2 separate regions of the Homo sapiens genome follow, and region 1 is linked to region 2. Evidence: chromatin loops called from intact Hi-C (ENCODE). Cell type or tissue: Calu3. All regions are shown on one strand.

Evidence for each region. Hi-C counts contacts between places; a loop is a spot of excess contacts. Peaks named below come from ENCODE experiments on the same cell type or tissue, not always from the same donor. Only the 100,000 strongest peaks of a DNase experiment are listed, where the experiment ranks them.
Region 1: a loop joins it to region 2, with 2.7 times the contacts of the local background. A loop is called at or near these places in 1 of 110 quality-filtered maps.

What each region holds. Positions count from the first base shown.
Region 1 is chr16:51,523,220-51,527,219 of GRCh38, reverse strand. It overlaps LOC102723323 (a long non-coding RNA gene), which reads left to right and starts at 2,087. Exons shown (of 4, transcript XR_933558.3): 1 at 2,087-2,356. RefSeq lists an enhancer at 206-935. In Calu3, CTCF peaks have their summits at 1,779 and 1,978; a DNase peak (open chromatin) is centred at 1,999.
Region 2 is chr16:51,382,537-51,386,536 of GRCh38, reverse strand. No RefSeq gene overlaps it. Among named protein-coding and RNA genes, the nearest start is that of SALL1, 230 kb to the right of the region's middle. In Calu3, no CTCF peak of the experiment used is centred here; a DNase peak (open chromatin) is centred at 2,376.

The DNA.
Region 1 (4,000 bases), 140 kb before region 2:
TCCATGGGTCCACCTCCGTAATCCAGCGAGGAGGGCAGGACCCGCAAGACAGGTCACATTTCACAAATGGGGAGACCAAGACCCAGGAAGGGGGCAGGATTTGCCCTGAATCAAAGAGCAACTTTTTCCTACCATAGTGACTTCAATAAATCAGACCACGATCCCCCTCCCTCCAGACACGACCCCCCACAACCTATTTCTAAGGGAGCTTATTTCCCCCAGCTTAGTTCAGGTGTTCCTGGCTTTGTGTGGCTATAAAAGAATTGGATTTAGCTCTGTTTGGCTTCCCTGTTCTCTTCCTGACAGCGCTATTTAATGGACAAACAGTTTGTTTTATTTATCTGACAGGGTTTCTTCACATTGTTTCGGGTTATCAGCCCTCCCCTGCAGATCATATTACAGCTTGTGCCGGGTTCGACCCTCAGTAGGGTTCACTCTAAATCAGATCCTTATCCTCACTGCAGTGATAAATAGAGCGGCCTGGAAGCCCACAGCCAGGTTATTTATTTAGTACCTCCGTGGATCATGTTTTATACAGCCGGGACTTCGTGTCAGGCCTTTACGGATCCAGCTTAAGTTGCATTCAGGAACTAAAACCCAAAGCCCCTTAAATAATGCTAACTTAATAGCTGACATTTTTATGAAATAAGTCTGTGTGGAGGGGGCAGAAAGGGGGCAATGCGGACAGAGAGCTGGAGCTGAGTTTCAGTGTGTGTGTGGCAGGGGTATCTGAACGCGGGTGGAGATTGGAGAGGATAGGGAGGCTTTGATTCTCTGGTTTATTTCAAACTAACAGAATATTTTGCTTTTAAGTGAGGTCTCTCATGGAGGTCTATAGTTCTTGTTTTTTTGTTTGTTTGTTTTATTTTAATGAGATAAAAAAGGAAGAGTCGGAGTTGAGATAATGTTTCTTAGGGAGCCACACAAATTAGGGATGGGGTCTTTCACTGGGCGGGGGGCAATTTATTTTATTTATTTTAAATTTTTAAGACAGGGTCTTGCTCTGTCACCCAGGCTGGGGTGCAGTGGCATGATCGCTGCTCATTGCAACCTCCTGCAGCAAGCGATTCTTGTGCCTCAGCTCCCAAGTAGCTGGGACTACAGGTGCACGCCACTACGCCCAGCTAATTTTTGTATTTTTGGTAGAGACGGGGTTTTCCCGTGTTGGCCAGGCTGGTCTCGAAGTCCTGGCCTCAACTGATCCTTTCATCTCGACCTCCCAAAGTGCTGGGATTACAGGCATGAGCCACCATGCCTGGCCAGGGGGCAATTTATGTAGTGGTGGAGGGAGGAAGCATTCTCTCTGAGAATCATCTTGTCAGAACCATCTGGCTGGGGGCGGTGCACAAGAACCATCTGCTGGGAGCCTCATTTCCATCCTGTTCCTTAAATGCAAACTTTTGACGTTATCCATAAATGAAGTCACACACACAATCACTGCAATGTGGGTACACGAAATGTGTTATTTTGACAAGAGTTAACATTTAACATACTCAAATTCATTTATTTTGCAATTGACTTATGGTATTTCTCCATTTTCGAATATACTAGAAGTCAAAAACAGAAAAAAAAATGAGCCTCATGTTTTTCAACCTTCAACCTTCAAGGATCTAGAGGGGAGGAAATGAAAACATCTGCCTTCATAAAGGTGCTGCTCTTTCCTTCCAGGATTCCCCAGGGCATCCTTGGAGTGCCCCCAGTTTGAATTGGAGATAAAAGGTATGGTCTTGTTGAAATTGCCCCCAAATTGAGCTGCACCTTCCAATTGAGGCAGAAAGAATCGCCTTTTGATACGTTCCACAATTGGAATGCAAATTCTCTCCCATCTCCTAGACACCTGGGCCTGCCCCCATTTTTCTTGACTGTAATCTGTTTAGCTTGTGCATAAAATGGCAAAAACAAAGAGTCTTTCTGTAAAAGAAAAAGAAGAGGAAAGAAAGTAGATTCTGTGTCCTCTTCCTTAGTCCTTGCCAAATCTTTGCTCCCAGGCCTCGGCAGGTGGCAGTGTACATGAGTCATGCAGTCTATCTTTCTGTTTTGTTTGTTATTAACCACTGAAATGATGGCACCATTCCTGGAGTTAGGCCTTCAACCAAAGAGCTGGGCCATCCGTGGCAATGCCTCCCAGGCTTGGGAGCTGGGAAAAGGCCCCAGGAGCTAGGGCATCCTGATTGTTCTTTCAAAGAAATCCCTCTTGTTCTTAGTCAACATGCTGGATACCAGCTAAAAAATGCAAAATGATCTTCAGGCAGGGATGGCACAGGACCCTTGCTGAGCTGTGAAGCCTGGCTGTGAGGATTCCTGCATGGAAACATCAACATGTTGCCAGATTGGTATACGACTCAACACCACACTGGTATGTAACCAGCTTAGAGGTCTGGGGGTTTTAGGGAAGCTGGGAAGTATTATTGCATGTTAGAGCTTGAGAACACAGGGCAGGCCAAAAGGTTAGGTTCTGATATGTGTGAAGGTTGAGTACCCGGCCCGGCACCTAGACAATGCTTCAGTTTGGCTTGCAACCAACAGGACACAACAGTGAAGGTACCCATTGCTGGGGGAAGAGGAGTAGGAGGCTGTGGTCATCACGGTTGGGGAAGGAAGCCATAGTTGAAACCACATGTAAATAATTAGGAAGAAAAAAGACCATGGTGTCATATAGATTTGTAAATCTCTAAAAATGAGGATGGTTAGGGGTACTGAAAAGAATTAAGTATTGTCATGAAATGCTTTCCTCCACTGTACATTAATTTTATTTAAAAACTCTTATATAAGCATTTACTTTGTATCAGGCACTGTTTTGAACGCTGTGCAAGTATGAGCTCTCCTACGCCTCATTACAAACCTATGAGCTAAGCACTTTTAGGTCATCACTGTTTCAGGATCTGGAAAATGTGGTCCTGGAAGGTTAAGTCACTTACCTGAAGTCACCTAGCTTCCACGTGGGATTCACATGCAGGCAGCCCTGCTTGAGTTCACGGCCTCTCTACAAGACTCAGGCAGCAGATCTTGGATTCAAAGTGCTTAGAATACATTGCTTTCCCAGGAGCCACATTCAAGATGGGCTCATGTGATTCTTTGCTGTCCTTTTCAGGATCTGTCCTTGCCTCCAAGGCCCCAAATCTTCAGTCTTCATGGTTGACATCTGTTTATTTAATCTGGGATGTCTGCTGTGCAATGACGCCCTGTCTTTCTAGTTCTTGTTGGTTGGTCTGATTGAACCACAGGCCTCTCTTCGTGCGCTTCATTCTTCTCTGCTCAGCTGGTATCTCTGTTTTTGGAAGGCAGGTGTGAATCCTTACACTCAGCTCTCGAGGTCATTCATTTCTTCCATCTTCCTGCTCCTGATCCAGCCTCCATGACCTGCCTGCAGATAGCATTGCTACCCATGTCTGTTGGGTAATGGATAGATATTCAAGGAATGTTTGTTGAATGAATGCATGAGTGAATAAATGACAAATAAACTAAGCCTCTGCCAAAAGCCAAGCCCCTACACCTGCTTTCCTGTGGCGAGCTCCCACTTGAGACAATTATCCAAACACATTAATTCCTGAAAGAAAGAGCAGCCAGGAGTTCATTCCTTAGAGCAGAAAACACAAAAGGTTAAAAGTGGCTCTTTCTTTGAGTCCCCGACTGTGATTTCAGCACAGAGTGCAAACTCATTCCAGCTGGAAGGATTCCATTGTTGACATCTACAAAGCATTTGGAAAATCCTCATGGAGAAAAATGCTGGCAAAATCATGTAAGAAAAAAACGAATGAAATCTATAAATTTTATTATAATCACATGAAAGTGACATTTGTTTATGGCCAAAGACTAGAAAGGAACATGAAATATCAACATGGCTTATTGTTTAGTATATTACAATTTGAATTTTTAAAAATACCTACTGATGATTGTTGTTGGCATGTGTGTGAATGCATGTTCATGTGTGAGTGTGCATGTGTGGAGAATAACAGGCTATGAAAAGATTGTACCATCATCCAAGGGAACTTTGCACTAA
Region 2 (4,000 bases):
CTGCAGTCTTATCTTTCTAGTCTTATTTTTGGATAGTAATCCCTTCCAACTCAGAGTCATGCACCCAGGTACATAAACCTTCAGATATCAGCTTTCTTGGGCATGCCTTGGACTTCCACACCAGCAGTCATTATAGCAAATAAAGAATTTAATAAACACAGAGCTAGCTTAGCAGTAAACAGGAGTTTATTACTCAAATCAGCCTCCCCAGTAGCTCAGAGGCTAGGGTTTTTAAGGATAATTTGGCACGCAGGGGGATGCTGATTGGTTGGGGATGAAATTGCAGAGGTGTGGAAAATGGTCCTCCTGCGCGGAGTCTGCCTCTGGTTGGGGACCACAAGACTGGTTGAGTCATGAGTCAAGGTCCAGGTGGAGTTGGTTACGAGAACACAAAAGTCTGCAAAACACCTCAAAAGACCAATCTCAGATTCTACAATAGTGATGTTATCTATAGGAGCAACTGGGGAGGTCAGAAACCTCGTGACCCTGGCCACATGACCCCCAAGCCCCAAGGAATTATGGAAAAGCAAACCAGGGACTAATGGCAGGTTATCATTTAACTATGCCTATATTTTTAGCAGAATTTAGGCTCCTCCCATAATCCTAATCTCATGGCCTTCTTTAGTTTTACAAAGATAACTTCTGTCCCTGAGCAAGGAGGGGGTTAGTTTTAGGGAGGGACTGTTATCACCCCTGCTTCAAAGTTAAACTATAAACTAAATTTCTCCCATGGTATGCCCAGGAACAAGTGAGGACAGCCAACCTGTGAGGCTAGAAGCAAGATAGACTCAGCCATGCTCGACTTCTCTCATGTCATAATCTTTGCAAAGGCAGTTTCAGTGCCTCATTGATACTTTGATGGTCCATCTCCAAATCACCTGCTCACCATCTCACTTACAGGCATTTATTTTATCTGTAGTGGGCATTTGTGGTGATATATGCTAGTAGCACTACATGTATTCACATCTCTAAGGAGGAGCTTCCAATTTCCTACAAGACCCCAGTCACTGTCAAGGCTGCATAATTCAGGGGTGGTTACTTCACTTAAGTGTATCCATTCACAATGTTTGAACAGGAAAAGAGTCTCTGTAACAGCTGCCTCAGGAAACGTGACAATGAGGAGCCAAAGTCAGTGAATGAGGAAGAAGCCACACAAAGGTATAAGGGATGGAAATGCCTCGTTAGTTTCAAATCTGTGGCTCCAACAGTTTTTGCAGCAAAGCTGCTGAGCTGTGCTTCCAGAGTGTATTAAATAAGACACAGGCTTGGCTATCATAACATAGAAGTCCTAGAGCTCTGACCAACTAGTGGATTGGTTCCCCTTCAAATAAGTGTTCTTCCTGGTCCAATCAGCTGTGGCAGGAGCATCTGGTATGCGGGCTGTGTTTATGTTAAAGAAGAGTAGGATGGTTCCTTGGTACCTGTCTGTTTCTAGGGCTGGTGTGTGCAATGCATCTTAGCTTTGAATGCCAAAGCCTCTCTGTACTCTATGTTCTACTTGGGTTCAAATCTCAGCTCCACTGCTGTCTAACTGTGCGATGCTGAGAAAGTTACTTAGCCCTTCTGCATCTCAGTCTTCTCCTCTTTGAAGCCAAGATAGTAATAATTGCCACACTGGATTATTGAGAGAATAAGTAAGATAACACATGGAGCATGTTTAGAACAGTGTCTAATGCACAATCAGCTCTCAATACACATTGGATAGTGATTACTGTCACCACTCCCTCAGCCATGGCTCTTTTGTGCTGAAGTTGCTCAGCAGAGGTCATCTGCCTTGCTTTTTCATTTGGTAAGCATAACAGTCTCCCTGTGAGACCTCTTCTTGGGATCTCGCTTCTCTTTTTGTAAAACCCTCTTTGCACTCTGCAGGGTGCTGTGTTTATAAGTCCTCTGTATATATTCTTTACCTAATCATTCCCATTGTCAAGAATCTTTCAATGGCAAGTATCGTAATACATGATTCGAATTTGCTTGATCAATAAAAACATTTTCTGGCTTTGTAACAAACAGTCCATATTTGAGACTCATGCATATGAGACTTGATTTGCCAGCTCAATCTCAGCTTCAAGAACTTAGTTTCTGTTTTTTCTATTCTACTTTCTTGGGTGTCAGTTTAATCCTAAGGATGGTGGGAAAGAAAAAAAATTATTGCAAAACTAGTTAAAGGAGTAAAGAAGACTTTATTCATGAGTATTGCAGTAGTGGGGAGAGATCAGGCTCAAATTTGAGTACAACAAGGACAAGTGGGGATTTATAGCCAAGGAACAGGATGAGGGTGTCAGTGGATTGGAAATTACTAAGAGGAGAGACATCAGGGGTAGGGGATTCTTGCTAAACTGGCCTAACAAGATTCTTGCTAATTGCAGGAAAGTGAGGGTTGAGAAACTTGATATCAAGTGTGATGCCATATCAAGGGTGGGAAGTAATTTAGCAGGATTCTTACCAAAACTCGGCTGGGCAGGCCAAAGACAAGCCAGGGGTCAAGGTCAAGGCCTAGGTGAAAAGAGAGCTCAGAGGAGCTTGACTAAAGTTGGGTCACAGGGAGTCTTTGTAAGTGGCTCCTCTTGTGGTTTAAAACGGCTGCTGGCACCTCCTTAGTCCATGCGTTCTTTAATCAAAGCCAGCAGCAAAACCAGGAATAACTTTGTCCTTAATTCCCAGGAAAAAGTCCAAAGAATCACTTATATCAGATCAGCTTATTCACGTGTGATCCTCTGGACCAGGAGGTTGGCTGTGCTGGTTTGTTTAGCATTGTCACTTGATCCACTCCTACAGCCAGGAAAGGAAGTGATAGCCTCTAAGTTGTGAAGCTCCCAAACAAAACTTGGGCCCAGGCTCATCCCTAAATATGTGGGGATCCCAGGAAAGAATATAAATAGAAGCCCACCCTCCATATGTATGAAGATTTTTAAGTTATCAATCAAGCTAACAAACAGTTTAATAAAATATGTTCTACCTGCCCTGGGTTGCCAGATTAAAAAGACTTCCTAAATTTTTAGTTGCTTAATCTGGCAACCCCACTTCTACCTTGAAAAATGCCTTCATAGTTACAACACATTGAAGAATAAGGGTGAAGCTGCCTGTGAGTCCCTCTGATGTCACCCAGGAGAGCACAAAGAGAAGCAGGGAAGGGGTTCTCCTTGTTCGTGGGAATAATGTTTTGTTATGCCAAAACCTACCACATTCTTCCTATCTGGGAAGAAGATGTGTGTAATTTGTCTTTTATGTTACCTAAAAGCTTCCATCGCTGAGTTCTTCCTGCTCTCCACAGCACTGTCTTTCTCTGACTTCAACAGTGGGGCACCCTCAGATCTTCCTGGCATTCAGGCCCATCTGCATGTTGTTTTGAGGAAACATGACTGGAGAGGTGGAGAAGCATTTCCCTGGGGCCTGAACTGTATTAGCCACAGAAGCAGACTAGGTCATGCTGTGCCAGGGCTAAGCACCAGATCCACATGATAGAGGCAGCTATGTATTCTGTCATAAGTGTATTCTTATGCATATGTTTGTGATTTGTAGAACTCTCTCAAGCTGAGGGCACAGGCCAGAGGCCTTTTGTGTCAGGTCTAGGGACAGCACTGGGCTTTTTCATTCTAGACATACATACAGCAAGACCACGTTTCCTAACCTCTTTGGGCCATGTGATAGAGTTATGGCTAGTGAATGTTGGCTACTTCTTGCCCTGACCCATGAAAATCTTCCACAAAATTCTTTGCACTCTCTTTTTCCCCATTCACTGGATAAATGGAAAAGATTCTAAAACCCTAGTGGAGAATAGGATAACAGATGGAATAACTTCAATACCTGAATGACTGCCTGGAGCAGAGCCTCCCTTCAACTTCCACCTCCAATTGAATTTTACCCAAGCAAGAGATCTCTGTGATGTCAAGCTGCTGAGCTGTTGGTTTTTCTCTGTTAAGCAAATTGTACTACCTTAACTTGTGCAAGGGATGACGTGAAGAGGGATAGAGAGAATGTTTGCTGGTGTGGCAACTAATAA